4 separate regions of the Mus musculus genome follow, and regions 1, 3 and 4 are each linked to region 2. Evidence: chromatin loops called from intact Hi-C (ENCODE). Cell type or tissue: heart. All regions are shown on one strand. Links, peaks and the distances in the headings refer to the core of each region. The heading gives the core; the rest is flanking DNA.

What was found. Peaks named below come from ENCODE experiments on the same cell type or tissue, not always from the same donor. Only the 100,000 strongest peaks of a DNase experiment are listed, where the experiment ranks them.
Region 1: a loop joins it to region 2, with 4 times the contacts of the local background. A loop is called at or near these places in 2 of 42 quality-filtered maps.
Region 3: a loop joins it to region 2, with 3 times the contacts of the local background. A loop is called at or near these places in 6 of 42 quality-filtered maps.
Region 4: a loop joins it to region 2, with 5 times the contacts of the local background. A loop is called at or near these places in 13 of 42 quality-filtered maps.

What each region holds. Positions count from the first base shown.
Region 1 is chr2:39,220,715-39,228,655 of GRCm38, forward strand. It overlaps Ppp6c (protein phosphatase 6, catalytic subunit), which reads right to left and starts at 5,635. Exons shown (of 7, transcript NM_024209.3): 1 at 5,453-5,635. The coding sequence starts at 5,527. In heart, for the core only: a CTCF peak has its summit at 4,080 (motif pointing right); a DNase peak (open chromatin) is centred at 5,667; H3K4me3 peaks cover 1,943 bases; H3K27ac peaks cover 972 bases.
Region 2 is chr2:38,641,976-38,649,916 of GRCm38, forward strand. It overlaps Psmb7 (proteasome (prosome, macropain) subunit, beta type 7), which reads right to left and starts at 1,931. Exons shown (of 8, transcript NM_011187.1): 1 at 1,866-1,931; 2 at 1,383-1,476; 3 at 203-300. The coding sequence starts at 1,927. In heart, for the core only: a CTCF peak has its summit at 4,141 (motif pointing right); DNase peaks (open chromatin) are centred at 1,946 and 4,136; H3K4me3 peaks cover 961 bases; H3K27ac peaks cover 887 bases.
Region 3 is chr2:38,860,765-38,868,705 of GRCm38, forward strand. The region is part of intron 3 of Nr6a1 (nuclear receptor subfamily 6, group A, member 1); the gene reads right to left. The region is part of intron 3 of Nr6a1os (a long non-coding RNA gene); the gene reads left to right. Among named protein-coding and RNA genes, the nearest start is that of Mir181b-2, 11 kb to the left of the region's middle. In heart, for the core only: a CTCF peak has its summit at 3,450 (motif pointing left); no DNase peak of the experiment used is centred there.
Region 4 is chr2:38,735,362-38,743,302 of GRCm38, forward strand. Nr6a1 (nuclear receptor subfamily 6, group A, member 1) reads right to left here. Exons shown (of 11, transcript NM_010264.4): 6 at 7,446-7,600; 7 at 5,019-5,246; 8 at 3,526-3,780. Among named protein-coding and RNA genes, the nearest start is that of Nr5a1, 25 kb to the left of the region's middle. In heart, for the core only: a CTCF peak has its summit at 4,297 (motif pointing left); no DNase peak of the experiment used is centred there; H3K27me3 peaks cover 469 bases.

The DNA of each region.
Region 1 (7,941 bases), core at 1,438-6,437, 580 kb after region 2:
TAGTGATAGAGATTTTACATAGCAAGTACAAGGGGCTATGTTTGATCCCCAACATAACAGAATATGAAACCTCTTAAGCTTATTATTAACAATTTTATATTATATTAAATTATATACTATAATTTACTACTATTATTCATTTTTCTAACCAGATATGAAATCTGTACTTTCAGGTTAGGAAGATGGTTCAGTCAGTAAAGTACTAAACATGAAAACCTCAGTTCAGTTTAACTCTCATAATCTACCTATATTATACTTTTTTTTTTTTTAAACCAAGCATGATGGTGCATGCTTGTAATTTTAGATTCCCGAGGGTGCTGATCAGCCAACCTACAAGAATCTACAAGCACTAGATCTAGTAAAAGATTCTGTCTCAAACAAAACCAAACCTCATAAAACAAACAAACCCAAATCAAACTGAAAAACCCAAGGAGGATAATGACTGAAGAAGGCACCTGAGGTTGACCTCTGGCTTTAGCACATACGAGCACACACATGTATTAGAATGTACTCACCACCCACAGCTTAGAAAATTTGTACTTTCTGTTGTATTCTGAGAAGTCTTTCTTATAGATATAAGTAAGCCCTTTAAGTCATTACGCCAATGTGTGCTCACCTTCATTCCTTCAATATACCTGGTACTGGTGATCTAACCATTTCCAATTCAGTCAGAGCACTACAAATTCATTTAGAAATATAAGTTTTTCAATGCCTCCAAGTTTTAATTAACTTAAAATACAAAAGGGGCTAGAGAGATAGTTCCACAGTTAAGAGTACTTGCGCCGGGCGTGGTGGCGCACGCCTTTAATTCCAGCACTCAGGAGGCAGAGGTAGGTGGATTTCTGAGTTCAAGGTCAGCCTGGTCTACAAAGTGAGTTCCAGGACAGCCAGGGCTACACAGAGAAACCCTGTCTCGAAAAAAACCCAAAAACCAAAAAAAGAAAAAAAAAAAAAAAGAAAAAAAAAAAGTACTTGCAACTCTTACAGAGAATTGGGGTTCAGCTCCTAGAACCCACGTGGCAGCCTTCAATTGTCTATAACTCCAATTCCAGAGTGTCTGATGCTTTCTTCTAGTTTTCATGAGCACTATACACATGTGGCACACATACATACAACAGAAGCAAAACACTCATAAACATAAAATAAAACTATATCCTTTTTTAAAGAATGCATACTACTCTAGCAGAGGATCCAAATTCATACAACAGATAGTTCACAATGGCCTGTAACTCCAGCTCCATGGGATCCAATCTCTGGTCTCCTCAGGCAGCTGCCCACACATGCACATATCCACACATGTACACATAATTAAAAATTGTAGAAATAAATATCTAAAACATTAATGAACTTGTCTTCTTCCAGAAAAAAAAACTTTCTGTAGTATTTATTAAATGTCTCTAATTATTTCTCTCCTTCCTCTGGTAGAATCTTTTATTTTGGCGTTAAGACCTCAAAAAAGATAGTGCTAGGGCTGGAGAGATGGCTCAGTAGTTAAGAACATTGGCTGTTTTTCCAGAGGATCTGTTTTTAATTCCCAGCATCCATATAGTGGCTCACAACCATTTGTAACTCCAGCCCCAAGAGAACCAATGCCCTTTTATGCCCTGCATGCATTTGGTATACAGACATACACGCAAGTAAAATATCCACACACTCATACAAAAAAACTTTTTTTAAAGACTCAAGGCTAGAGAGAAGGCTCAGCAGTTCTTGTTCTTGAAGAGGACACATGTTCAGTTCCCATCACCCACATAGTGGCTTGCAACCTTCCAAAAACTCCAGGAGATCTGAAGCCCTCTTCTGACTCTCTAAGACCAGTCATGCACATGGTACATATACATATATGCAGACAAAATTTTCATATGCATAAAATAAATACATAACAAAGTCTCCTAGAATACTTTGTTGGCCTACCTAATTTTAGTTTGTACTTTACACCAGGCAACACAAATAAAATTTTCTTTTTCCTCACCTGAAATCACTACGTAGTCCAGGAGCATAAATAAAATTGAATTTCTCTTTTCTTCTCTCCCTCTTTTCCCTCCTTCCCTTCCTTCCTATTTGAGGTAGAATTTTACTATGCAGCTCTGACTGGACTGAAACTCACTATGTAGACCAGGCTGGCTTCAAAACTCAAGAGATCCACTTGCCTCTTCCTTCTGAGTTCTGGACTAAATGCATTTGCTACCAAGACTAGCTAAAATTGAACTTCATAAACACTAGATAGTCAGGAATACTGACTCACATTTGTAAATCCAACACTCAGAAGACAAGAGGAAGGAAGACTGCAATTGCAGTTAGCTCAAGGCTAGGCTGGGCTACTTAGTTGAGTTCCAGGGAAGACTGGACTTCAGGGCAAAACCCTTTTGCAGTATAATATTTGGGGGTTCCTGCCAACCTTAGATCATTTAGTTCCCAAATAAAAGATACAAACCCTTATATTTATAATAAGTCTTAAAGCATTAAAGCTGGACAGTTATCATCCCCTCTATGCTAATTTGTCTATTTCCCTGTCAGTGACTCTGAGATATCACTTGCCATATTCTACCTGGGCTGCTCCTACCCAACTGGCCTACCTCAGACCCAAGCCAGGCAACTGAAGCTCCACCTACCTCTCTTTTGCTCAGCTACAGGCAGTAGGCATCTTTATTCAACTGATAATTTTAAATTAAGGAGCAAGTTTTGCACACAAAAGAAAGCTGCCATATTGATAATTCATCCGTGTTGAGGTGACTAGAGCTTAGGACACAGAATTACAACACACAGCAACAGACCAAACCTCAACAAAAGCCGGTCTCAACAAATAAGCAACCAAGCAAATAGAAACTATATCAGAGACTGGCTGCACAAGCAAATTAATCTGATAGAACTGTTTCCAGGATAGGAAACAATTTTTTTGAAGGATATACAGAAAATTTAGATTTTCTTCCCCAGTAGTTAATCAAAAAACTAGGGGAGTGGGGCAGTCTAGTAAGAAACAGATAAATGTGGGGCTGGAGAAATGACACAGCAGTTAAAAGCACATATGATTCTTTTGCAGAGGACCTACACTCTATTCCCAGCACTCATGCCAGGCTGCTTATAACTGCTTGTAACTACAGCTTCAGAGAGCCTCCAGCTTGTAACTACAGCCTCTAATGCCTCTGGCTTTGAAGGCATCTGCACTCATATACCCATATCCCAAAGACACATGGAGGATCTCTGAGTTCAAGGCCAGCCATGCCTATAGTGACTTTGACCCAGGGCTACACAGAGAAACCCTGTTTCGATAAACAAAGCAAAATAATTACTTAATTAATTTAAAAAGCACACAACAGGCTCAGCAATTTAAAGAGTTTAGTGCTCTTGCAGAAGACTCAGGTTCAATTCCCAGCACAAATATCAGGTAGCTCAAACCACCTATAAATCCAACTTCAGGAGCCTAGGATTGCTCTCTGCCTCTGCCAGCACCAGCATACACATGGGGCACATAAATTCACACAGGTACACATACATCTACATAAATAAAAAACAACTAAATCTTTTAAAAAATTCAGCTCAACCCTCACACCACAATAAAATAAAACAAACCACTATTAAGGTGGAAGCCGGAGAACCAGGGGTTTAAGGCAAGCTTGGGCTACATGATGCCCTGTATCAAAATATCTATATCTAAGATCTGGAGAGATTGCTCCTCAGTTAAGATTGTACAGAGGACCCGAGTTCAGTTTCTATCACCCACATCTTTTGGTTCACAACTGCCTGTACCTCCAGCTCCAGGTGACCTGGTGCCCCTGGCTTACAAAGGCAAAATGTGCACATAACCGCCCCCCCCCAACTAATTAAAAATAAATCTTATTAAAAAAAAAAAAAAAGGAACGGAAAGAAAAAGCCAGGCATGTTGGTTAGGGTCCAGCAGTTGGGAAGTAGAAGCAAGAGGGTCAGGAGTTCAAGGCCATCCTCAGGTACATACTGGGTTGGAGGCCACCATGAACTTTTTTTAAAGATTTGTTTTTATTTTATGTGTATGGCTGCTTTGCTTGCACACATGTCTGTGGAACACATGTGTACCTGGTGCCTATGAAGACCAGAAGAGGGCATCAGATTCCTTGGAACTGGAGTGACAGGATGTTACAAACTATCATGCCCTTGCTGGGAACAGAATTTCCAGGTCCTCTGGAAGAGCAGCCAAGTGCTCTTAACCATTGAGATATCTCTCCAGCCCCAGCAAGAACTATATTAAGATCTTATCTCAGGAAGAAAGCAAAAACAAGACAAAACAAAATTACCAAGCAGGAAGACAAGGCAAATGCCTGATTCAGGTGGCTGAATATGAACACCAATCATGTAACACAGGCAGTCAGTATGTAAGTTACAAGCTATGTACTTTCACACAACCAACACTTGAGGTCTTAAACATTTTGCATACTTGTTGGCTGATTTAAATATAAACTTCATGTACTAGATGAGACAAGAAAACAGACACAGAGCAAAATCTTCACAAGAGAAATAAAATTCGTTAGGAAAAAGGCAATTTTTTTCTTGAAAAAATTGTTTTAAGCCTGTGGCTTAAAAATATTACAAAAACAGCATGAAAAAAAAATTCAAATGATCGAGAGTGACTGACTACATAGCAAATCAAAGTTAACGGAATAAAACAGACATTAGCAACCATCGGATAAACACCAACGTGGTCCTAAGCACTAGTTTTTGCAGAAACAAAATACGGTTGATAACAGTGGTACACCAACGGCTTACTTCTTTACTGCATTAACTTAGCCTGAACTGAGTAAGACCTCCTTTGGAAAACCAAGAAAACGACACCTTGAGTTACAGGGGAACAGCTCAGAGGTCATAAAAACATTTGAACTTATTGATAAGCAACTGCTTATTCACTTAAATAGCTCAACAACGGGCTAAGAAATGAGATCCACATCCAAATCATCAGAAGAAAACTACCACTCCTAAGAAGCAATTTAGGGGAGTGGTGAAGCTGAGGCGACTTGTCATTCTCTCCCATTATGGTCGCATCGATCCCGCCCACCGGCTTCCACCTCTCAGGGACTTAAACACACCGCGGCCGCGTCCCTGGAGCAGACAGCGGCTCCTGTTACCTCTGCTGGGAGGACCCCATCCCGGGAGCACTACCCGCTCGGCCCGGCTCCGTCTCCGGGAGGCCGAGCGAGTTAGAGTGAGAGTCTTTAAGCTCGGAGTCCCGTGAGGGTCAGGGGATCGTGACATCCCCCGGGATCTCCCCTCAAAGAACTGGACAGCATTCGGGGGATCCGGGCTCCCCTGGTTCTCCGCGTCACGCCGCCTCGGACCCGGTCCTCTCGCACCGCGGAGCGCCCTCCGCCGCGCCAGGATCGGGCGCCCGGTAGGGATCCCGCCGAGGGAGAAGGGCGGGCCGGCGGGAGCCCCGCAGCCGGAAGGGGCTTGCCTCGCAAGCTGGACGGCCTCCGGCCCGGCTCACCTTCAGGTCGTTCTCGGGAAGGTACTTGCACTGCCGCGCTATCTCCACATACTTGTCCAGATCCAGCGGCGCCATTTTAGGAAGAACAAGCCGCGGCGACAGCAGCGGCAGCGGCTGTAGTAGCGGAGGCAGCGGCGGAGGCCGAATCCGGAACCCTCCTTACGTCACGTCCGATCCGTGAGTGGCGTCTGCGAAGCGACGTAAAAGCCTGACCCGTTCCGCTCTCTCTCTCAGGCGGAATTCCGGGCCACGGATCTATCTCCAAGAGAACCCGGAGGTCCTTTTGATAAAACCTACTGGGACCCGTAGCTCTCTGCCGCGGGGCGTGCTGGGATTTGTAGTTTTAGTAAAATGCTCTTCCTTTCCTATCCTTGGCAACAGACTTCACCTCAAATGAGGCTTTTTCTAAGGAAGACCATGAAGTGGTTAACTAAGAATTCCCTGGCTCTCACTCCTACCCTGTAAAGTATCTTCAGTTAAAGTTAAGAGTTACTGTTACCGCCTTTCCAGGACTACTGAAGACCTGGCCTAGACAACATTTGAAACAAACTTAACACCACCGGTTCTCTGGCTGGGGGGTGGGGTGGGTGGTGGGTGGGGGAAGAAACAAACAATAAAGCATTTCTTATGCCACATTCTGTACAAATACTGGCACTTTTTTTTTCTCCTGTTCAATTCTTGTAAGACTGTAAGAATGCAAAGTTTGCATGTGTTATTTGCCCCAAAATCTCAAAGGAAACAGAAAAGATGGATCCTAGACTGAAAAACAGGCTACTGACTTAATCCGGTGAGTTCCAGGAGGGGGCCGGAAAGGTTTTTTTTTTTTTTTTGTCGTATCCCAGTGCCAAGAACAGTTCTTGACACCTACTATAGCTTTAACATTGGTCCATTTGACAACTCTATATTGAATAGCAACAAAGTACAGATACACTTATAGGCAGTTAGAATAACCAATGGCTGCAATAGACAAAAATCTCTATCCTTGGGGCTGGAAAGAGTGCTCATTAGTTAAGAGCACTAGCTGTTCTTCCAGAGGATCCAAGTTCTATTACTAGCATCTACGTGGCTGCTTTCAAGTCCAGTTACGGGAGATCAGACACCTTCTTCTGGGCACTGTGTGCATGTGGTACAGAAATATATTTGCAGTCAAAATAAATAAAATAATAAAAAATAATGTATTAAAAAATCTGTCCTCAACTTGCAATTTAATTCTGTTAGAGATAACCGACAAATATAATAAATTACTCAGAGCATGTTAGAAAGTGATAATTTAAGGAAAACATTCCAGCATAGTAAGGAGGATGGGTTGACACAGGATTCAGAATTAACCTGACCATAGTGTACCACATATTTGACCACAGCAGTGATGAGGCAGCTGGATAACTGTGAGTTCTAGGATAGCCTAGTCTATGTAGCATGTTGCAGGTCAACCAGAAGACCTTGTCTCAAAAAAAAAAAAAAAAACACAACAACAACAAAAACACAGCAAAGTTGGGAAGGTGGGAAGTTGTATGGAAGATATCTGATGCATTTCTAAGCTTATTTGGAGCTTTTGTGGAAGAGCCATACCATAGTGGCTGGAGCTCAGAGGAAGAAATGAATACATAGATTTATTTTCCTTTTGATGCAGTGGACAACTGTTGTAGGATTTTAAACATGCAACATGATCAAACTTATTTGGATTTTTAAATTTTGTTTTCTTTGCTTGGTTTTGTTTGAGACATCTCTTTAGCCCCTTAAAAACAGAATTCAAACATTCCTACAAGAATTTAGAAATGTAATTTATAGTCTAAAAGGGTTGGTTCCAACAATGTAAACTATCTGATATTCCACTTTTTCTTGTTAATATACTCCTCCAGCATGGCTTGAGGTTTCAAGCCAAAAGACCCAAGGCACATCCAAGCATTCTGGAGCTTTACTTCAGAGAAGTAATCACTGTCCAAATACATACTGGGCACATGGCAGATCCAACCTTGCCCTGGTTGTCTTTCCAGAAGGAAAGCAGAGTGAGTGTATACCTCTAAATTCTTTGGCAGTCAGTGGGAGCTTTCTGATAATTACAGGCAGTCACAAAGACTGTTTTGCGTTCTACCCTCACCATAAGAGTATGACACTCTGATCACACATAGGCACATAGGTGAGCCATTTCTGTTTTAGGAAAGAAAAGGAGTACCTATACTTAGGACATAGATCAGAGATGATGCAGATGAAGTTGCCAAAAGAGGGTTGATCAGTTTATAGATCATGGTTTTTACAGAGGAAAGACTCTGGGTCTCCATAGACACCCAACTGCAACCCCTACAGAAATCTTAAGATTTCTGTGTTGCAGAGAGAAGACACCCAAAGTATTAATAATTTACCCCAAGAACATATAGTTTCAGTGAACGTTTTATTCCTCACCCTTTACAATAGAACCTCCTAGTTGTTGTTCGTGTTTAGTATCTCTGATCAGCTTATGAGCTCCTAAAAGGCCAAGGGCCTGCCTATGG
Region 2 (7,941 bases), core at 1,726-6,725:
CCCAGTGCTGAAATCACAGGCCTCACCACCACTCCCATCTCCTGCAGTGATGATGACATACATCCCAGCCCAAAACACCTCTAAGAGAGCTAAAAAAACAGTCTCAACAGCAAGCAGGTTGCAGAGAGGATATGGTAATGGTCCATTTTTAGTCCCAACATGCCAGAAGATTTCAGAGTAGTTCAAATTCAACAATACTTACTAAATATTAGGAGATATGAAGTGAATTTTTGAACAGTTTTTGTCAGCAACAACCATCCCTTCAGTTGCTCTCGTGTCTGCTCCAAGAACTATGCCATCCTATTTTTTAGAGAAAAAAGGTTTTCAACAATTTATATACATAAGATAGTATTTAAGAAAAACAATGTTGGCCATTCTCTGCTCCCAGAATTCCATATCCCCAGTCAAAATTCCTACCAAAACTATTGTCCTACATTATTAGTACATCCTTAATAAATGTCAATGGCTAATTCTTGAGGTGATTAAGACTCATTTCCATCTTCAATCAAGGCGCAACGATTCAGTAAATTCCTTTTAAATCACAGAGCTAAACTGGAAAGAAAAAATGTGGAATGAAGACCCACAATCTTTCCAACAAAATATTTCCAACAAAATAGGTCAGCAAGTACAATACACTAGTCGGGCAAGCCTGGAAAACTGAATTCCATTGTAAGAAGCCACATGAAGCTCAGAATGGACTCCACCAAGTTGTTCTCTGACCTCTACACTTGTCCCATAGCATATGTACAAGCACATACACAGAGAAAATTTAGGAAACAGTCACCTCTATTAGTTTTTGAAATGTGACTCTCTTCACCCCACTAACAACATTAATCGCTAGCCTTTATTATCTTTACAGTTTATTTCAGGATTTATCTCCATTTGATGGATAGAGATTTAACTCTGTAAAAAAAAAAAAAAAAGGCTGAGGGCAGAGTGGCTCTCCCAACGTTGTGGAGGCAGAAGCAGGTAAATTTCTAGTTTAAAGCAGCCTGATCTACAACAATCGGGGCTATATAATGAGACCCTGTCTCAAAGGGGGGGGGGGGGGGGGGGACTAAACTGCCCAAGTAGTTCACTAGAAACAGTATGGAAGCATTAAACATCTAAACAAACCAATTAATCCCAAATTCTGTGCTTTCCCATTGTAGCATCCTGCTTCCTAGAGTACCTTAGGAAAAGCCAAATTGCCCTCATGTGTAAAACTTCAAAATGAGTAAATACAAACTATTTAACATGTAAAACCTCTTGATCAAGGCATTCCCTAATAAAAGCCGATTCTCATGATGCACTCTGACAGTTCTAGCTGGAAGCTTGAGTCCAAGTGGTCTAACTACGGTTAATAGGTCAGTTACCGCTACGGTCGGCCTGTCTAGGCTTACCTTATACACCACCCCCGCGATGGTAGTGCCAGTTTTCCGAGCTTTCGGGAGCTTGAACCCCTTTTTTGCGAAATCCGCTTCCAAGACAGCATTCCTAAGGGAAGGCACAGAAATCAAGTGTTAGAGGACAAGACCACTGGCGAGAAGAGTGGGTGCTTAGGAAGGAACTCAATTTTCTTCCACCCCAGTGTGATCACTGGATTCTCCCATTATTAGCACCATCGGCGAGGAATTACAGATCGGGGCGGTGACCCAATCCCTCCAAAGCCACAGGAAAGTCCAAATCCTTACACACTGGCAAGGGGAGAGGGCCGCGCCGGCCTCAGAAGCAGCCCGCGCTGGGGCCCGATTCCCTGAGTCACACGGCCGCGGGCACCATCCCCACGCTCGCCTCACGCCCCCGACCCCGGCCGCAGCCCAGTTCCGATCCGGCGTACAGAGTTCCCACTCGGGTCCCGATCGCGCCCCCGGGCATGAACACACCTGCGACAATTATCAAAAGAAAAGCCTCCGACCGGTGGCTGAAACACCGACACAGCCGCCATCTTGCCAAGAAAGTGTTTCCGGGCCGAGGGCGGAGCGACAAAAAAAGAACTTAGCACTTCCGGCGCCGCGAGAGACCGGGACGAGAGGGCGGGGCAAACTTCGAACTGGCGCTCTTGGACATAGAGTTCTTGAGTTCTCACTTCCTAGAGAGGCTTGGGTCTTTGAAGTAGTTTTGCCTCAAGTCCTGGGAAGGGGAAACTGACGATCAGCCGAAGGGATGGAATTTGTTAAATCAGATAATAAAATTCCCCCAATAACCAAATCTCCTGACGCTCAGACCAGATCTGTTTCTGCGGTTAAACTAGAATCCGGCGTGTATCAGGGACATCCACACACCCCAGGTCCAGGCAAAGCCGCTGAGCAAATCCCTTTCAACTCCCTTATTTCCTACTGTTAGTGTGTAACGGAGCTTTCACCTTCCTCAGAAAGGCAAACAGACACATGGAAAGACGTTTCGTGCCCTGAGTCACGAGGACAAGGCAACCCCAAGCCCCCAGTGAGACACTGCTTTGGACCCACTACAATGACTGGAGTTGGACAGAGAAAAACTCTCTGTGACAGGTGGGAATATAAAACGGTCATCTGCTCCGGAAAACGAACTGGATCTTAAACCAAAATTATCACTGTCATACCTACCCAGAAGAACTGGAAAGCTAAGTTCACAGATGCTTCTAGGCAAATGAGCATAGCAACCAGGTACCTAACAGGCAAATCGGGAAACAACACAAATGCCCATTGACGGATGAATGAGTAAACAAAATGTGGAATATCAGCACAGTGAAACAGTATTAGGCCGTAAAAGGGAAGGGAATGTGATACCTACTAAATCAGGGGTGACCCTGGAAAACAATTTGCTAAATATAAAGAGACTAGGCATGGAGAAGAAGAACCACATTGTATAATTACATTCACATGTGATATACTATACATTCATGTGGTAATCATGTTCACATGCCTGTGGGTACATGTGGGTGTATGGTTAATGTTGGGAGTCCTCCACCACTCTCCACTTTACTCTTTCAGTCATCTTCCCTCTGGGCCATCTCCCCAGCCTTAGAGAGTTCCATTTGTATGAAGTATCTCAAAATAGGCAAATCTGCAGAAGCATAAAGTGAATCAGTAGTTGTTAAGGCTGAAGGAGAGGCACTGGATTGTTTATGGGCACAGAATTCATAATGTTACCCAGCACTATGAGTGCAGTGTTATGTAATTTTAAGAAAATCTTCTACTGATGGAAATGTGAGGCTTGCTGCGGAAGTCAGGAAAATATTTTTAAACTTATTTAGGCAATAAGTGACACCCTCCATGACTGTGAAATGAATTCATTTACAAATATTTATTAAGCACCTACTATGTCCTATTATGATTGTAGCTGAAGACAGACGGATGGATAGATAAATGAATGAATGAATGAATAACATCCTAAGGATCTAGAACCAGTGTCTCAACCATATTTTTAGTAAATGTTCACTAAAAATTAAGTTCCATCTGATTGCATCTCTGGGTCTTTTGAAATAAAGAAAATAAGTTCTAATTTTGAAGCCCTGTGCTAAGAATAGGCTCGGAGAGTGGGTCCTAGCCCAGCTTAGCTTGAGTGCTTGCTTGCTGAAAGCCACAGGTGAAGATAATAACTCCTTGTAATGATGTTTCTGCAGCTAGAGAAAACAAAGGTCACCTGTCAAAGCCCCAGAAAATAGGCAAAAGGAATTCATAGTCCTTATATTCCCAAACTCCTGAACTGTAAGGCAATACATTTCTGTTGTCTATGCCATCCAGCTTAGAGTAATTTGTTATGGCTGCCTATCAAAGTCAGACGCCTCACAAGTTTACAGTCCAAAGAAGAGAAAAACCCAGAACAAATCTTTTTGGTGGTGGAGTGTAAGTAGGATCGGGCTGGTTTAGAAGTCTGGGAGTGTAATCCTATGAGACACACAAGAGGAACAGATGAAAAATGACAAAATCAACTTTTAGACATGGCTTTTGGGGAGTCAGAGTTCTGAGCCTGAAGCAGAGGAAGGCACGGCAGTGGGAAAATGACTGTGTCCTTCTGTGGGGTCTGATGGCAGTGGAAAAATGACTGTGTCCTTCTGTGGGGTCTAATGGCAGTGGGAAAATGACTGTGTCCTTCTGTGGAGTCTGACAGAAGTTATGGAGTCCTTGCCAGGCTGATCTGAAGAAGTGTCATTGCCTCTAGAGATGGTCGGCAAAGCCCAGCAGAGGGCGACTGGGAACCTCGAGGAGACCTGGGAGTAGACAGTAAGTGGCTGAGCCAGAGGCCTGCCAATGAATAGCAGCTCCAGGCAGACCAGGCATAATCAGTAAAGCTTTAGTCATTAAGAGCCCTGCTCAGCTTTCTTTTTTACCTTCAGTGCTGTTCCCTGGAACTGCAACCCACTCCAGAATGCTCATCCTTTGTCTTGGACACTTCCCTACCTACTCCTTGGCTACCAAGCTAATGATCAGTAAAGCTTCTACCCTACGTGGCTGTGTGACCTCAGGGGATGTACCAGACTCTCTGTGTCTCAATTCCCAAATAGCACAGTAACAGACTCAAAGTCCTGATCTCTGTCCTATAGACAGGATCTCAGGATTGTCCTGGGCACCATAAATGTACCAGACAAACACTGGGAAAACAGATATCTTGGAGACAGGCACAGTGCCTGCCTGCAGGGAACTGACATGCTCTAAGGACCCACTATCATTTTTGTCCAGCTATGCAAATGATGCATGGAAGGGCAAAGTCTTAGCTCAAGACCATACTGTTGATAAATGTCAGAGTCAAGATTCACCCTCATAGCACCTTTACTGCCAGCCCTGACAACTACAGTTCCCTGACTTCCGAATCTGCTGGGCTCTGACAATGCAAAAGTAAGATTTTCTCCTCCCCAAAATCTACCCTCTGTCAGCTCCTTACCAGCCAGGTGATGTCAGGCAGATCTCTTTATCTCTTTGTAACTCCATTTTTTCATCTATAAAATGAGAAAACATTGAAGTCCCCCTCAATACATAAGCATGACACGAACACCTGTTGACACTTCACTTATTCATTCATTCATTCATTCGTTCAGATTTTATTAAGAACCTCCTTGGTGACAAACTTTGTGCAAGATCATAACCTTGAGGGGCATTGTTCTAAGAACTATATGTCCAGTTCTTCGTGCTACGTGGCCTAAGGGACGCATTGGGAGCATAGCCAAAAGGTTTCCTCATCCACCTAAGGCAGCAGGCAGGCACTCAGATGACAGCAGTTAGCAAGAAGACCTAGAGAGCAGACAGCACTTTCCATGAAGAAAGCGCAGCGGCACTTGGCCCCGGCATGCCCCCGAATTTTCCAAGCACCAGTAGAGCAGCAGCCCCCACCCTACCAAGTCTACAGACTGACTGGGAACCCAGTGCGGGACAGGTGGAGAGGGCCCACCCCAGCCCCCATCAGGATATGCACAGTAGAGGGCTCCCCACGAGAGCTGACTTGGCCCTCTTCCCATTGCAGGGAGAGCGGTCCATGATGCTCCTGGTTACCATGGCAACTGGGCCCTTGTTTTTCCTCCTTCATAAATAAGCTATAAATAGACAGGGTAACCTGTGTGCCTTCCTTTGCATGAATTAGCGCAGCTGCTCCAGGCTCCAGGGCCCTTGGCCCAGCACCCAGGTGCCAAGCCGCCCTGCATGGCCCACAGAAGCCCAGCTCCAGTGGGAGGGGTGCAGTCAGACACATGACAATGCCTCCAAGAGTAGATTCCCTCCACCTGAAACCCACAGAACTATAGACACATACGATACGCACAGGCTGGGTTAGGTGGGCCCTGTGTTTGCCAGCCCTGGCTGATGGTGAGAAGAAACAGAGCCTCCCCTCCTGCTTCTTGTCCAGCCTTTGCAAGACACAATGAAATAAATTATCAGCATAGCCCTCACTTCCCTAGCGTGGGAGGACTTACCAACCTCCCATCCCGGTTGAGTCATCCTGGTTGATGTTTGTTTGTTGAAATCTTTCAACATGCCAGAGGCTGTGTTAAATACCTCCCAGGTTACATCCCCCATTCACTTATTACTGGTTTGTAGGCAGTGAACTGTCCACCTGCAGAGAAGAGGTACTTGGCTCACGACACAGCCGATTTGAAAGAGAATAATAATACAAACCCAGACCTGACCTGTCCGCAGGGCTTGTTCCTAACCCCAAGTCATTTGGATCAGAAACCTGATTTGTTCTCTCTAACCAGGAGAGAAAAAAATAAGTGAGCCCTTTAAGTCAGGAGCTTAGAAGGGCCAGGGACTGACTTAAAGCCACACAGTGAAGCAGTCAGTCAGGGCAGAATCTAAAGCCATACACAGCTCTAGAATGCAGGACAAAGCCTGGTCCTCTCATGAGAACACTGGGGAACCGTGGAAGGTATTTAAGCAGAGATGGACACATGACACTTAAATAGAAAGACAAGACCCCATAAAGGCCACTTTTCTGTTTGTTTGTTTGTTCACTTGTTTGTTTGTTTGTTTGTTTGTTTGAGACAGGGTCTTATGTAGCCAGGAGTGACCTTGAACTTCTGATCCTCCTGCCTCTACTTCCCAAAAGCTGTTTACAGATGGGGAGCCACTATACCTCTGCGGTGCTTTGAGTAAGGGTGATCCCCATAGGTTCATCTTAGTCATCAGGGAGTGGCACTACTTGAGAAGGATTAGGAGGTGTGGCCTTGTTGGAGGAAGTGTGCCACTGGGATGGGCTTTGAGGTTTCAAAAGCAGAAGCCAGGCCCAGTCTCTCTCTTCCTGCTGTCTGTGAATCTAGATGTAGAACTCTCAGCTACTTCTCCAGCACCATGTCTACATGCGTGCTACCACATTCCCCTCCACCCTCCCTCCCATGATGACAATGGACCAAATCTCTGAAACCATCATGGTGTCTCTTCATAGCAGGAAAATACTAGGACAATCTGGTGTGTGTAGTGCTGAGGATCAAATTCAGAATGTTGTGTTTGCTAGGCAAGCACTTTACCAGCTGAACCACATCCCCAACCCTGGTTGCTTCTTCAGTTTTGCAGGCCCTGCCTTGACAGTGCCCTTGACTCTCAGGCGCATCCATTATCTTCTACATGGTTCAGAACTTCCTGGCTCTTCCATCATTATTATTCTGTCACTGCTTCATCAGACTCATCCAGTGTCTGGTACCTTGCTGGGTGTAGAAACAGGGCTCTGCCCTCAAGAGGAGCACACACATAAATAAAGGAGAAAGTAAAAGGGTCAGATGGACCAATAAGGACTGCAAAAATCAGCCAGGCAGTGGTGGCACACACCTTTAATCTCAGCACTTGGGAGGCAGAGGCAGGTGGATTTCTGAGTTCAAGGTCTACAGAGTGAGTTCCAGGACAGCCAGGGCTATACAGAGAAACCCTGTCTCAAAAAAAAAAAAAAAATATATATATATATATATACACACACATATATATATGACTGCAAAAATCCACAGAGCCTCCAGGGAGAGGGAACTCAACTTTCTCAGCAAGTGCTCAGAAGGACTTGAGGCCACCGACAAAGCCCCAGCACTGAGTAAGGCCTGAATAGCTAGGGCTATAGGGAGGAAGAAAGAGTGTGGTTTCAGTAGTCACGTGCACAGAACCATGGAGTTGCTGGGCCTGGCGGGTAGCAAACACTAAAACAATTTATAGGATGAGGATAAGTATAATCTTGGGCAAGGCTGCAGGACTAGGTGCCCATGCCAAGGCTGAAAGCTGGCTGTGGCCATCTCAGCAGCATGATGAAGAGCAGGTGGGAGCAGGAATGATAAAGGCTGTCAGAGGAGAGCAGGGAAGAGTGACAAAGAGGGCCTAGACCAGAGTGGTAGCAGGAAGGACAGGGGTGGGGACAGTCTAGTAGAGGTAGTACAAGGCACTAGATAGACCAGGCAAAGATGAAAGTTGGGGGTGGGGACAGAGGGAGGAGTCCCTGTTGTCCTTTCAGAGTCCAACCTGGGGTGGCTCAACCAGTCTGTGCTGGGGACAGGGGACAGAGGCTCAAAGCCTTGTG
Region 3 (7,941 bases), core at 1,525-6,524, 220 kb after region 2:
CTCTATAGTATAGATCAGGATGCCTCAAACTCAATCCACCTGCCTCTGCCTCCAGACTGCTGGGATTAAAGGTGTGAACCACCATTGCCCAACTTTTGAATTTTCTTCTCTGTCTGATATAACTTCGCATATTTGGAGATGTCATAGGCTTCATTCCACTGTTGATATCTAATTTAGTTCCACTATAGTTACAGACGGTACCTGTATGGACATATTTGAAATAACAGATTTATGTTACCAACACAGCAGCAGCAGCTCCCTTTCATCCTCAGCACCCTCCTATAGTAGCTAAGAGCCTCGAGAACAGCTTCTCCCTAAGGTAAGAATATCTTTCAACTCATTTTGGACATTTTTTTAATCCCACTGACTTCAGCATTATGCTCACAGAACTCAACCATAAATCCTATGCTTTTTCTTGCTACTTTTCAGATTTTCTCATTATCCCTGTTTTCCAAGTAAATGCTTATTACACTAAGGGTTTATCAGGTGTTCTGGATGTATAGATTGTTTACATTTATTTGCATTATACTGTTTATACTACACTGTAGAATGTTTATTATCAGATTCTGGAAATCTAAAGCAATTGTCCCTCAATTTTTTTCTACCCCTTTTTTCACTCCTCCCTTTTTAAAAATTTTATTTATTTTTAATTTATGCACATTGGTGACTTGACTACATATATGTTTGTGTGAGGGTGTCAGATCCCATGGGATAGGAGTTACAGACATTTGTAAGCTGTCATGTGGGTGCTGAGAATTAAACCTGGGTCCTCAGGAAGAGCAGCCAGTGCTCTTTCTTAACTGCTGAGCCATCTCTTCAGTCCCTCACTCTTCCCTTTCTGATTCTCATTAAAGGCACACTTGATGCCATCCTATAGATCTCTCAAGTTTTGTTCATTTTACAATTTTCTCTTCCTCTGCTCTGCATATTAAATAAGATATACAGAAATCTCTCTCCAAGTTCATCTTTTTTTTTTTCTTCTATCACCTCCAAGTTTTTACTAGCCCATCCTGCTTAATATTTCGGTTCAAATGAGCTGTTCATCCCCGAGTTTATTCTTAGTATCTGGCTATTAAAATTCTTTGTATTAAGTCAATGTCTTCATATTTTCTTCTAAGTCCTTAAATATTCTTTCTTTGAAGAATCTCTATGCTGCATGCCAACAATGTGTAAGCCCTGTTGAAAGAAAAAATGGAAAAGCTTTGAGGAGCTTAAGTATGTCCTATAATCTCAGAACTGTAAAAGTCTGAGCAAGGAGGATTTAGAGTTCAAGGCCAGCCTAGACTAAACAGGAAGACTGTCTCAAAACCCAAAAAGAAAGAAATAGCTGGAGTCTGTGTGCCAAATCCACACTTGGGTCACCTGAGATAATTTCTACTAACTCATTTTCCCTCTCACATGCAGGTCAGATATTGTCCCTTTGTATATTTATAACTGCTGTTGATACTGAATATTTAAAATGAATCATGGAGCTGAGGCAGAGGAATGTAACTTTGAGGCCACCCTGAGCTACACAAGACCCTGCCCCCAATGATGATTTAAGTTAGTGATAATGGTGGGCTTCTGTTTTCACCAGTTTCTGAACTAAATCTATTAAGTGTGTCTCTGCCTCAATGACAAAGTTCCTCGTATCTCAGGGTTTCCCCTTATATATATTATGGAGCCTGATTTCTACAGCTCACTCCTTAGCATCTTTTATCTGCATAGCTTACTAAAGACAGGTCAGATATGAATTCACTCACTCAAGATAATGGATTAGAGAATCTATGCTTGGGATAGATGGAATAAGTCTATTTCAGATTTCTATTTCACTTGGGCTTTTCCACAAATCCCTGGCATTTTCTCATACTGGTTTTGTTTTGAGGTTTTTTGTTTGGTTTGAGGGTTTTTTGTTTTTATTTTTTTATTTATTTGTTGTTGTTGTTGTTTGTCTTCTTTTGAGTCAGGGTTTCTCAGTGTAACCAGTCCTGGCTATTTGGGACTTGGCCTCAAACTCACAAAGATCTGCTTGCCACTGCCTCCCAAATGCTAGTACTAAAGGTGTGCGCCACCCACACCTGGCTTATTGTCTGTCCTTTTGACACAACCTGTCAAAACCCTGTCACCCCCCATGCTGGGAACCACACTCAGGTCCAATGTTGTCTAGCAAGTACTCCACCATCCTTCACAACAGTTTCAACACCTTTCAACTCAGGACATATGAAGAGTTGGTAAAGTAGGCCTATAGCTGTCTCATCTCAAGATTTTCCAGGATAAAGCCCTGGCTAGTCTGACTCTGCACTATCACAACAGAACTATAACCTCAGGTTATATAGAGTTGTCACCAAAATTGTTATGCTTTTCTTTTTTAAATTCATAACACTGGAGATAAACCCAGGATCTTATAAATGCTGAATATACTTTCTACCACTCTACACCTAATATCATCTTTTTTTGTTTTTGTTTGGTTTGGTTTGGTTTTTTGAGATAGGGTTTCTCTGTATAGCCCTGGCTGTCCTGGAACTCACTTTGTAGACCAGGCTGGCCTCGAATCCAGAAATCCGCCTGCCTCTGCCTCCCGAGTTCTGGGATTAAAGGTGTGTACCACCACGCCTGGCTAATATCATCATTTTTAACAAGCAGTTTCTCAAAGTGACCTGCCACAGCAGAAAGCTTACCAGCTCATAGCCTGCTTACAACCTCAGACAAAAGCAATGCATGTTGATCTTATCACAAGCTCAGTGGTTTTCATTAATAAACTTGTCAGAATGGTTTTGTATTAGTTTATAGCTTCTTTGGTGAGAAAAGATTTGCTATCCTAAGCTGGTCAAGCATACTTTCAGGGAATTACCCCCCAAATATCATAGCACCTACAAGCTAAAATACAAAACTCAATTAAGAAAGGAATACACGGGGGAGAAAAGTGAAGAAGGATAGAACTGCTCTGGGATTGTGAAATCAGTTCCAATTACAGGACACAACAGTTTAAAACAAATGTGGGAGTCAGATTTAGTTCCTACTTCACCAAAACCTTAAGTATTAGAAGTCCCAAGAGCCTTCTTGTGTGTCTAGACCAGCTGGATAATGGATCTCAAGTAGAGCAAGAGTACGAAGATCACCTCAGACCTTGTCATTATACTGGTACTCAAACAGGTCCTAGGCAAAGAGTATGCAATGTTACGGATGATCCTGGCCACTACAACTGAGCCCACTAAAAAATAAACTAGGAATTTGGAGTCTAAAAAACAAGAGAAGAAAAACAACAACAAAAAGACTGTGTATTTTTAATTAGTATTCATATATGCTCTTATAAAAAGCTAGTTATAGCCTCCCAAATTTCGAAAGTTAGCGACATTACTTTTCAGAACATACTGTTTTATGGTTCCAAAGCGAGTAACATTATATCTTATTTTTTCCCAAGGACCTCCCTCTTCATTCTTCAGTTAGGGCCTGTCACCACCTAGTGGACTATGTAGGAATAATACAACCACTACATCACCACAGTGGCCCACCTCTTCTGTTCTAGAACAAATCTCTAGACGGAGTTTTCAGAATCAGATAAGAGCTCCTGTACCTATCTAAAAAACCAGTTGGGTAATTTGTAACTATATAAAATACAGATTTAAACAAATAAAAGATATGTACTCAAGATAATGAATGGGCTAAAGAAAAACAAAAATCGCTATAGACAGCATAGTACTGGGGTTAAGACAAGCTTTGGTTCCCAAAGATTAACCTGTTTAACAAAATTAATTTCCAAAGCTTAACTTATCAAGATATGAAAATTTTCATACCTCATAACTACATGAGTTTTCCCCCAGGTTATATGGGTCACTCAACTTTCAAACCTCAATCAGTAAAACCACATCAACAAAACATATACATCAAGATACAGAAACTGTATTTAAACACTTGGGCATTGTTCATAATAAAAATCCTACCAAGCTACAAATAGAAAAGGAAGGAAGTTTCCAAAAGCTGATTGTATTTTATCTTTTTTAATCTATAGCTTCCTGACCTCAAAACTGGCTAAAAGGCTAGGCGTGGTGGCAGATGCTTGCAATCCCAGCATTTGAAGGCTGCTATAAGAAGACTGCAAATCCCAAATCAATCCAGGATACAGGGAGAGATTCTTTCTCACAAAAAACAAAAGCAAAAACAAAAACCAGACTAGGCCGGGACATGCTGATACACACCTAAATCCCAGTACTTGGGAAGAAGTAGTAGGTGGGATCTCTTATGACCCTTCCTGGTCTACACAGCAAGTTCTGGGCAGCCAAGGCTAGTAAGACACTGTTTAAAAACAAACAAACAAACAAACAAACAAACAAACAAACAAACAAAAAAACAAGAAACCTGACTATAGACCATAAAAGCAAAGCAGCTGTGACACTTGGAGATGGGGTGTGGCTCAGTGGCAAAGTACTTACCTAACATACTCATATACTTGAGTTCAAACTCGAGTATTGAAAAACAAAAACAAAACAGCATGTTATAGACATTATGACAGGCAGGCCAATAGAATGTCTGCATGTCTGTATCTTACCAAATATTTGTGTGTAGTTTGTTTGATTGTTTTTTGTTTTTGTGTTTTGTTTTGTTTTTGTAGTGCTAGGTACTAAACCTAGAGTCTTGTGCATGCTAAGCAAGGCCAAATAATTTTTTGACAATTTTTTCCATATTCAATAGGGAAAGAAATCTTTTTAACACAGAGCCTAGGAAAACAATGGCTATATACAAAAGAATGAAATTATATGTTACCTTGCACTATATCCAAAAAATTATCAAATATAAAATATAAAGAAAAAGAATAAAATTTTTATGAGAAAACAGGTAGAAAGCTTCATGACAGTGAATGCACATCTAGAATACCCACCTGAGTGGACTAAAAAGTTTTTACAAAACTGGTAAAGTGCACTTCTGGGTGTGTCTGTGAGGGTTATTTCTATGGAGGATTAACTAACAGGGACAGGTAAATAAGCTGGAGGCTCACATGCAGCAGCAGAGGAAAACTGAAGAAAATACACATATATTTTGCTTCCTAGCAACAGAGAAATATTTAGCTAATCACTTCACACACACCCCCCTCCTTGCTCAGTTGTTAATCCAAGTAACAAAAAGAGGTGGGCGGTGGTGGCGCATGCCTTTAATCCCAGCACTTGGGAGGCAGAGGCAGGTGGATTTCTGAGTTCGAGGCCAGCCTGGTCTACAAAATGAGTTCCAGGACAGTCAGGGCTATAGAGAGAAACCCTGTCTCAAAAAAACAAAACAAAACAAAAAAAGACTAACAAAAGTTGTTACAAAGAAAATGGATCATAGTTGATCTGTGGTTCATAAGCTTTTGGAACTGGCTCTCAAGAGGAACATGAAATAGTCTCAAGAAGCTAACTAGGGCAGTGACTCTGGTAAGTGCTCAGAAGATAGGCATGTTAGTAGAAATGCACAAAGTCTACACTCCTGAGGTTTCAGATGGACTAAAATGTGAATTATAAAGATTGCTCTTGAGGTTTCCAGTGGGATTGAGGACTCTATTGGGAAGTCATTCATGTTACACTCTGGCAAAGAGCTTTCTTACATGTGCTGAGACTTCTCGCAACTCCCAAGTTCAAAGATATGGACTAAATTTAGGCTGTGGCAGGCTATGGTTGATTAGTCAGATTAACAGTGATAATCATGAACAAAAAACAGTCAAAAGACAAAAACCTTTCCGTGGACATTAAATTTCTTAAGAAGAAACCCTACCTTGCAAGGTACCAAACATGTCCTTAGGGCATCACAGAAGATGCCAGAATCTACCCAAGGGAATGAATGTTTTAAACTCATCTCCAAGAATTCCCTTAAGTGAAATCCCAGGTACCCAGCTGGTGGCACAGGGCTGCCTAGGGAAACGGATTCAAACATGTGGGTACTCATAGGCTACTGTGACTGTGGTCCAAAGGGTTCAGCTACTCTAGCACTATATAGACAACACCAAGGTCTGCTAATAGCTTGAGTGTTATCCTCAAGACAGTAGTTTTGCAGCATGCAAAATTCAAGAGTTAGTAAAGATACAATAGGAAATCCCTGTAAGCTAGAAATGCCAAGAACATGGACTATCACTAAAAGCTGCAAGCAGCAAGCAAAGACAGCCCAAAGGAGAAGTTGTGCAAGCTGAAACCTGAAAGGCCATGGGGCGGGATTGCACAAATGTCTTGGAGCTTACATCATACTATTTTGTACCTCCCAGATAACAACAGATTCCAGAAAAAGAGCTACACATTTTAAATGCTTGTCTCAATAGGTTTCTCTCTTGCTTTGATCTTATCTCTTCTTTCTATGTCCTTATTTCTCTCTTTTGGGCAGAAATGTGACATTGTGATCTTGGGAGTGTGCAACTTACTTTTGATAATCCAGGTAATTCATCTAAGAGTTTCTCAAAGAAGGAATTTCAACTTTTGAAACATGTTTGAATTGCTAAGATTTTTGAGAACTCTAGGAAATAGATTATGTGCACTGTGCTTTACAAGATGGCTCTTAGAATGGAGGGTAGATTATTATGATTTGAATATGAAACGCCCCCAGAGGCTAATGTGCTATCACTATTTGAGAGGTGGTAGAAAGTTTCAGAGGTGATGCCTACCTGGGGAATTATCAATTCAGGGAGGGAATCTCTAAAAGTTAAACCAGGTCTCCCATCCTTCACTTTCTCCGTTTCCTATATATCATAAAACAAGTGACTGCTGGCCATATGTTTCTGCTACATCAGGTGACCAAAGATATATATGTGAGTATGTGGGGTACTTCATATTGAAACTGTAATAATGACTTTGGACTGAGCAATGGTTTTATGGCTATAAAACTCAAAGTACAGACAAAAATAAGAATAAAGCATATTGAACAACATCAAAATTAAAATTCCAGGGCAGTATACAATTCAGCTATTGAAGACATACTTGGAATGTATAATATCCTGAGAATGATGTAAACACAAAAAATTCAAAATAAAAAAAAAGCCCTGTGTGTCTATGAATATATTCAACAAAGTAAAGAAATCAGTATGCAAAATGGGGGAGGTTGCAAATTAGGTATCTGATAAATTGTTATTACCTAGAATTTAAAAGAATTCCCCTATGACTAAAACAACCAGGCAAACCTACTGAGACGCTAATTTAAAAGGAAGCACAAAAGTTGAATACATTGCAGATACAAATTTCAAATAAGCACATGAAAAGATGTTAATACCACTAAAGATTAGGGAAAATACAAATAAAAATAAAAAATACAGGATGTGGTAAGGATGTAAAGAAACTGGAGGGCTGGAGAGATGGCTCAGTGGTTAAGAACATCGACTGCTCTTCCGAAGGTCCTGAGTTCAAATCCCAGCAACCACATGGTGGCTTACAACCATCCGTAATGAGATCTGATACCCTCTTCTGGTGCATCTGAAGACAGCTACAGTGTACTTAGATATAATAAAAAATAAATCTTTAAAAAAAAAAAAAAAGAAACTGGAATTCTTACATATATATGTTAGCAAAAATATAAAATGGTGATTCTAGTATTGAAAACAATACAACATATATACATAACAAAAATTAAAGAAAAAAAGAATCCGTGAATTTGAAAGAAAGTCAGAGGTGGTACTTGGGAGGACATGGGTGGATGGATAAAATCTCAAAAAGTAAAAAGTTATATAAAAATAATTTTTAAAAACAGAAGTTACTTAAAAACAAAAAACACAATTATCACATGGTTCAGCAATTCCACTTCTGGGTATAGTCCCAAAAGAAATTAAAATAGTAACTCAGAGATACACTGCTGTACACCCATGTTCACAACAAGATTCACAATAGCTCAATGTTGAAGAAAACCAAGCATCCACTAACTAGTGAATAAATAAATAAAATATGGTATATACATGTAACATTATTCAGCCTTAAAGAATAAGTGAATTCTAACAGATCATACAACAATATGAGTAAA
Region 4 (7,941 bases), core at 1,801-6,800, 93 kb after region 2:
CTAGAAAATCATTCCTCCTAAGAACATGGTATAGTGTAATGGTGGAGAGCTCTGGCTTTGGAGTACAACAGACCTGTGTAGTAATCTTAGTGTCACCTTTTTCTACCTTTGTAGCCTTACATTTTATTTTCTCTGAAACTCAAGGTCTATATATTTATAGGGGCTAATAGTACTAGTCTTATAGGATGGCAGCAAGGACTCAACAATAATGTAGGCAAAACAATAATACAGTTGGTGCAACAAGCCCTGTTGGTTGTTATACACTTAAAGTGTCTCTATTGTTGTCATTCTTCTGTTAAAAAGGAGCAAAAGGACTGTGTTTGCCCAGCTGGAGAACTAGTACCCATTAAAATCTCTCTAACTCAAAGCATCTTCTCCAGGGAGTGAAAGGGTGTTGATTAGGGCTAGGAGCAGTCACTGGCTGGTGCTACAATCTGCTTTAAATCACATTTGTCCACCTCTCTGTCTGATAACAGTCTGATGAGGAATAGGCACCATAAACTTGATTCAGTATTGGAAGAGAAAAGGAGCTGGTCATGCATCATCTGGGAAGCCTTTCCTGACACAGGCACTCACACTCAGGAGCTGTGAAGAAGCAAAGGCTGCCTGGGGGAGTGGGAGTAGGACAGCAAAGTAGGAAAGAGCTATGGCCAATTAGACTCCTCACCCTGGGATTCTAGCAGAAAGGGGATGCTTGGCAGTGATTAACCTAACCCCAGAGGCTCAACTTCCAGATCTGATGACCTCCTGGTCCTTCCTGTATGCAACTCAGACTTCAAGACACCCAAGCCAACACAGAATGGGTTATTTCCCACCGTTCTTCCCAGGGCTTGGTCCTAGCTAAGACAACTTGGGCCCACAACCGTCCTTACTCAGAGTCCTGCTGAAGCCAAATCCCTGACAGCCCTAGCTTGGTGCTGCCCTCTCTTCCCAGGTCACTGCTGTGTCATCCTGCCTTGTTTTCCTCTCCATGGATACAGAGTAGCCTCACCCTCTTGCTCAGCTGTGCTCTAGTCTTGCCCACATCGAACACTTCCTCAAATGCAACCTGTCCAACACACCAAATCCAAAGTCTTCTTATTAAAAAAACAAAAACAAAAACAAAAAAAACCAAACAAAGTGGTGGTGTACATCTTTAATTGCAACACTCAAAAGGCAGAGGCAGGGAGGAGGATTTCTGTCTCCATTCACTTCTCTTCCCTCAGTTTTCTGTTCCCTAATACACAGGACTGATTTTGGAGCCTTATACATACAGCCTTACACCTAAGATTATTCCCTCCCTCCTTGCCTTCCTCCCTTCCTCCCTCTCTTCCCTTCCTGTCTCTTTCTAGGCAAGGTCTTACTGTGTGTGTCCTCGGCTGTCCTGGAACTCGCTCTGTAGAGAAGGCTAACCTTGAACTCAGAGATTTGCCTGCCTCTGCCCAGTTCTGGGACTAAAGACACGAGTCACCATGCCCAGCTCTTATAGGAGTTCTTTTTGTCTCCTGACTTCACATTACCCTCTATACTGTACTTAGAAAATTCTCACTTCAAAATGCATCTCAAATGTCTGTTCTTGGGGTAAGTCAGGTACGAAAGTACAGCTCTCTTCCCTTAGTCAGTGTTTGAATAGTTCTTATACCCTCTGAAATCTATTCAATGACCTTGCACTATAGATTGTATCTGCTACTATAAAAGAAGAATTGGGACTCAAAACCATGTCTAAGCTAGGTGTGGTACTCAGGAGATTGAGGAAAGAGAATTCTAAGTTTGAATCCTGCCTGGGAAATTTAGTGAGATCTTATCTCAAAGTGATTGAGAAGGAGTTGGGGATGTCATCTCAATGGCAGAGCACTTACACAGCATATGTCAAGAGGCTAGGGATGTATCATCTCAATGATTGAGCACTTAGCTCTTGTAAGATTCGGGGTTTAAATCTACGGAACTAGACATTAAGGGAGGGAAAGAAGGAGAGAAAAAGAAACAAAAGACACTTCATCTACATGGTCTCTGTTCCTAGATGCCTTGTCCCCAACATCTCCCAATACATGTAATACCTTCAGAGTATCTGCCTGGAAAGCTGTTCATGCTTCAGGGAACAGAACTTAGAGATTGATCATTCGTTGTCATCTTCTACCACCACCACCACCACCACCACCACCACCACCACCACAGGCAGTCAGATCCCAGGCAAATAGGGAAGCTGGGCTCCCTGAGGCCAAGGCTACAAACCAACAACAATACAGCAAGCTTACTGCTATCCAAACAGCCCTTCAATCCAAAGCTATGAGCTAAAGCCAGAAATCTGATAGAAACAATGAATTAGAGGCTATAGACAAGGGGTTGAGTCATCTGTCTATAGGACAAAATGTCAGGTAGGTGCACCCTGAAGACACTGAGCAAGTCAATGACTGCCTGAAGAGCAATGGAGAGAGCCGGTTCCCAGGTTCCCACTCAGCTGTGCACAGCTCCTAAAGGCCTGAAGCTTTGCTCTCTCCTCAAGTGTTGGCCTTGTTCATATGTGATATATAGGATGGTGGGAACCGATACACCCCAACCTGTGAAGAGAATTATAGAAACTGGTACCCTATCTTCTCCATATCTCATTTATCCTTGTTTTGGCTATCTTTAAATCATATAACTTCTATTATTTAAACTGTACAAAAAAGGTAGTTTATTTAATAAAAAGGTGGTGGTATTTAAATGTGAATTAAACTATGTAAAGCATTTCATATGAATAAATAAACCAGAGAAATTATTGAAAAAGGTACTTGTCTTAATTTGGGGATCAGAAATCAAGGGTCTCATCTGCCCTAGATCTTCAAAGAAAGTGTATAAGGTTATGGAAATAGCATGGAGGAAAAGAGCTGTTCTAGAGAAAGCATTAAAGGATGTTGGTCAGCTTGAAGAGAACCTTACAACAGCCACGAGTCTGCTTGGCTCAGTCCTGTTTTCAATATCTCACTGCACCTCAGGGACCACAACAGAGCCTAAGCAGCCAGGCAGGCTGTAGGGGGTGGGGATGCAAGGCTGTGGGACAAGCTCAAGGCCCGCTGTAGACTGAAATCTAAAAGGCTTAATGGCTGGATTCTATGAACTTCAGCTTCCTCATCCTAAACAAGTGCAAAGGCACCTGTGCTACCACAAGCTGTGAGAGGGAGTCAGTAATACAAAGCTGCCTCAGTTGACACCAAGATAATGCCCAAGTCCCTTAAGGTTACAAGTTAGATTTTTGTTTTTCCCAGATATACCATCCTACCAATCTAGATAAACATTTAAAGCAACAGCTTAGCACTCTGCCTGTCTGACTGCATGGCGCTTACTCGCCATCCTCGCTTTGTGGGAGAGGGATTTACTGTTCCACCTAGTCTATCCATTTAGAGCCTGAGACGGGCTGACCACACAAAGCTAGTATGTGCCAGGGTAAGGGTTACAGTTTAGGGCTGCGGGACTCAATGCTCCTCCTCGGAGGCTAGGCAGCCTTGCCTCACAAGGAGGATGGGGGCTTGCTTAGTCCAGATCGCCTCCCCAGTTCAGCGCTCTCACCTGTGGAGTTCTTCATCAGAGGGTGAGTACTTGGCTGTGACATCAGCCAGCTCCCCAAAGATCTGCTTGCTGTACACTGTGAGGGAGGAGAGCAGGATTAACTCCTGCCACGTAGAGCTCAAGAGGCACGTGTAATCCTTGATTGAGAGCTCGCAGAAGAAAGGCAGCTTCTTGATCCAGGCAATCTGCCTAAAGAGCAACTCGTCGGCCAGGCGGCAAAGCAGAGCAAACAGTTCTGCCTGTGTCACAGCATACCTGGGGGCAGGGACAGGACAGAGTCATTTCCATCAGCCAGAGAGTGAGACTAGAGAGATTTTAGAGACAAGAGAAGGATTCCTTGGTAGTAGGCCTCTTGCCCTTGACCACAGATTTCCATTTTCACTCAACTTCTTATAAAGGGGTAGGGTTGAGGCCAGGATAAAGCTGAGGTGGGGGAGGGGAGAGGGCACAATGAGAGGATCTGGTGAGAAGCTGCTGCTGAGGGGGAAGGGGGCTTAGAAACTTCTGGAATTATGAGGGAATATCACTCTTAATGGTGGTGCTCTCTGACTGTTTCAGGCCTTAGAAGAAGTTCTTACTCATTCCTGTTCTAATTTTGGCAAAGTAAACTTCAATGGGATGGGTCTGGAGCATACCCCGTATAAGGAACAACACCTACACATGCAGGAAAAACGAAACAAAACCCAAAAACACGCCCTAGGGCCAGAGGCAGCGGAGATGCTGAGAACAGAGGCGTTCAGAAGCCTTTCCTGTTCTCACTGTGCCCCCTAGTGGTGACAGTCCAGGAACCAGAGTTGCTCAGCCTTTCCAGCTATTTCTCTAGCCCAAGGTGGGTCTCTGAGCCTCATTTTCATTCTTCTCAAGGTCCATGTCCCCTCGTCATCCTCTTCCTTATACACTAACGTAAAAGCTTTGTGAGACCCTTTCTGTAGGTATTTAAGTCTCCTCTTCTGAAACTGGAGCCTATCTTAGGATCTCAGGATACCCTCTGGAGGCGTTAGATTAAGATTCTAGCAACACTTGTTTTCTACCTAAGAAGTACTGGGTACAGCAACGGGTGGCCCAGATGGCTAACTACACAACACTCAAGTAGAACTAAATGCAGACTAAGATCTCTTCCACATATTCAGGCCTACACCAGAGGCTGTCAGTCATGTGCCATTGGTTACTCAAGGGCTTATTGGCTAGGTCATGTTTGACCTGTTTGACAGGTCAGAACCAGTTAGGGCTTGAATGATTTAAAAACCCGAGGCCTGATACAGAGCCTAATTTTGTGCTAGAAGGCACATGAGCAAACATTCCAGGGCTTGGTTTATCTAGACCCAATGAGAAAATAGGCCCTGCTATCCCAATTTCACAGGAACTGAAAAGTAACCTGAATTCTCTGAGAAAATATGATTAAGGAAACATGAAGGACAAAGCTGGGATACAACCGATGCGTGGTAGGGACATTTTGGAACTGTAATGGGCCAAACAGGACAGAATTAACTCACCCATCTTCAATCAACATAGGTGTGCCCAATGGCTCCAGGTCTTCGGCTGACATCAGCTGATGAATCAGACTGTAGGACTGAGGGTCCAGGCTTCGAGCTTGTGGGGGCAAAAGTGGTGAGTGGCCAGAATAGCTAAAAAGGTGTGGTATGTATTGATAATGTGGAGGCACTGACATCCCCATGTACTGATCCCTGAATGCCATGAATCCATTTAGTTCCACAGACCTACTGGAGAGAAAAACTTCACATCAGGAAAAGCCATTGCAGGTTGAATACGTGCTCAAAGAAAATAACTTGGAGATAAGTTGTTCTCTGGTCATGAAGTCTGTGAATCATCAAGGAATGGGAAGGAATTAAAGGTTACATACATGTCTATGCTATTAAATTCCACCCACAAGACAAGGATTCTGTGTGGGCTCACCAATGTGGCCAGCAGAATAGGACTAAGTAGTTATGGATTGGATGAAGTTTTTGTACTGATGTCACACCTAGCACCTTGCTAATGCTAGGCAGGTGCTTTGCTACTGTGCTATATCCTAGCCCTCTTTTAACATATTTTGAGACAGGGTCTCACTAAGTTGAAGGGTTAACCTTGAATTCACTCTGAAGCCCATGAGCCTCAGCCACCTTGATAGCTCGGACAGTAGATCTTCATCACAAGGCCCAGCTTTGAAGTGTTTTTAGTATATACTAGTAATCTATGATGATAAAAATGTGTGCTTTTATTGTTATTTTACTGTTAGGAAAACAACAGCATAAGACAGGCTAAGTGGACTTAATTAGTCTAAAATCCTAAACTAGTATCTAGCATGGCATGTACCCTGAGGCCCCTAAGTCCCTATTAAACTATTAAAAAGAAAAGAGGGATACAACTGAATGGAATAAAAAGCTCTAGTTGCCTCTGAAGAAGATTGTTTCCCACTTCCTCTCCTTTGGAGAAACCCAACCATGTTCCCAATTAACAGTAAAAAATTACATCTATACATATGTATATATACATGTCCAAGAATGCATGAGTGAATGAATGCCACAATGCATGCGTGAGAGGACAACTACTGGGACCCAACCATGTGAGTTCTGGGTCATCTCAGGTAGTCAGGCTTGGCAGCAGGAGCCTTTACCTGATGAACCACCTCACCAGCCCATTGTTAATTAACATTTTAAAAATCATTTAGCTTTCCTGGATGTATCTCCAATAACCGTGTTTAGCAAACTGCACCTATAGGTCAGATCTAGCCTAGGACCGATTTTTGGTGAATTAAGTCTTACTTGAACAAAAGCTGTACTCATTGCTTTTATAGGGTATGTGCTATGCTGCTTTTAAGTCACTAAAGTAGAGTTGGGGAGCTGGAACCTAGGCCAGGCTTACAAAGTGTAAATAGTAACTATATGACCTTTTAAACTTTTATTTATTTATTTGTTTGTTTGAAGGCAGGCTCTATGTAGCCCTGGCTGTCCTGGAATGACCGTTTTTAAAAAGAGAATTTCTTCCTTTCATCATTTGTGTATGTGTTTGTGCACGTGTGTGTAGGTCTGAAGTTAACATCAAGTGTCTTTCTCAACCGCTCTTCACCTTATGCTTTTGACACAGGATCAACAGGACCTGGAGCATATCGATTCAGCTAAGTTAGCTTGCCAGTTAGCCCCGGTGATCCTCCTATCTGTTTCTCTAGTGCTGAGAGGAGACAGAATCCATTTGTTCCTCATAGCACCTAGCTTTTATGTGGGTGCTAGGGATTGAACTTAGGGTCTCACAATTGCAGATCAATCACTTTACCATCTGAGCTATCTCTACAGGCTCTATCTACTCTGTGATATTTTACTTATTTACGTATATGAGTGCTCTGTCTGCATGTTTTGTATGCATGCTTGGAGAGGTCATTGGATCTCATTATAGATGGCTGCTGGGAATTGAACTTAGAACCAGTGGAAGAGCAGCCAGTGCTGTTAACTTTTGAGTCATCTCTCTTGTCCCCTACTCTGTGACATTTCATGAAAATATCTGTTAATTCTTGTCTTATATGAAAGATTTCTGGGGAAAGGAGCCCTTCCAAGTTACCTCAAAGCTATACTTACAACCATTAGCTAACTTAAGAAAGCATGACTGCCTCAAGAGGCTTTAATCTTGAATTCCCTAATAACACTACCTCTAGCAAGTCAGTTCAACCGTCTATTGAAATTTTACTACTAAATGAAGTGGGCATGTACAGAAGCAGCACTTAGCAATCTGCAAAAGAGATGGCTGATGTTTTGTTTTGGTATTTGTTAAAGACCTGGCCTTGCACCATCCTGTTCCCCAAGAGCCTGAGGGCCCTAGGGCATGAAGGCTGAGACAGCCGGTCAGAGGAGCGCTCTACCAGCAGTTCTTTGGAGGATGACTCACTGGATAGGACCTAGATTATGATACTGGGGTTACTTTTAGCTCACCTGGATGATAGTGTGGAGCCTGGTGAGGGCTGGTTGCTCTCTGAAGCCCTGTTCCCAGGGGAACTGTGGTCGCTGTCACCATGGTTGCTCCAGTGATTGGCTTCTTCCTCAAACTCCTGTCCAGACATGATTCTTTCAATTTCTTCTTCTGATATCTTTGGCAAGAAATGGATACACGTTAGCTTTGGTGCCAGAGATACCTTCTGTTCTCTCTTTAGGAGTCAGAGTTTATACTCAAGGCCTCTGTTAATCTTTAGACTTCTTTGGATATGCCCGGTATATCTGGGCACAATCTAGAACCATGGTTTACTATTATGTTCCCCTTGACCATTTACTTTACCTTCAAGCTACTTTTGAGTTTTCACTTTTCTAACTGAAACTCCATTTTTCAGTGACAATCTCCTACTTGCCCTACCCAATAATAAGTATTCCCTCCTTTGTGAAATTATCTACTGTTATTTACCCACTCATAATTATGTAGATTCTGAGAAAGGAA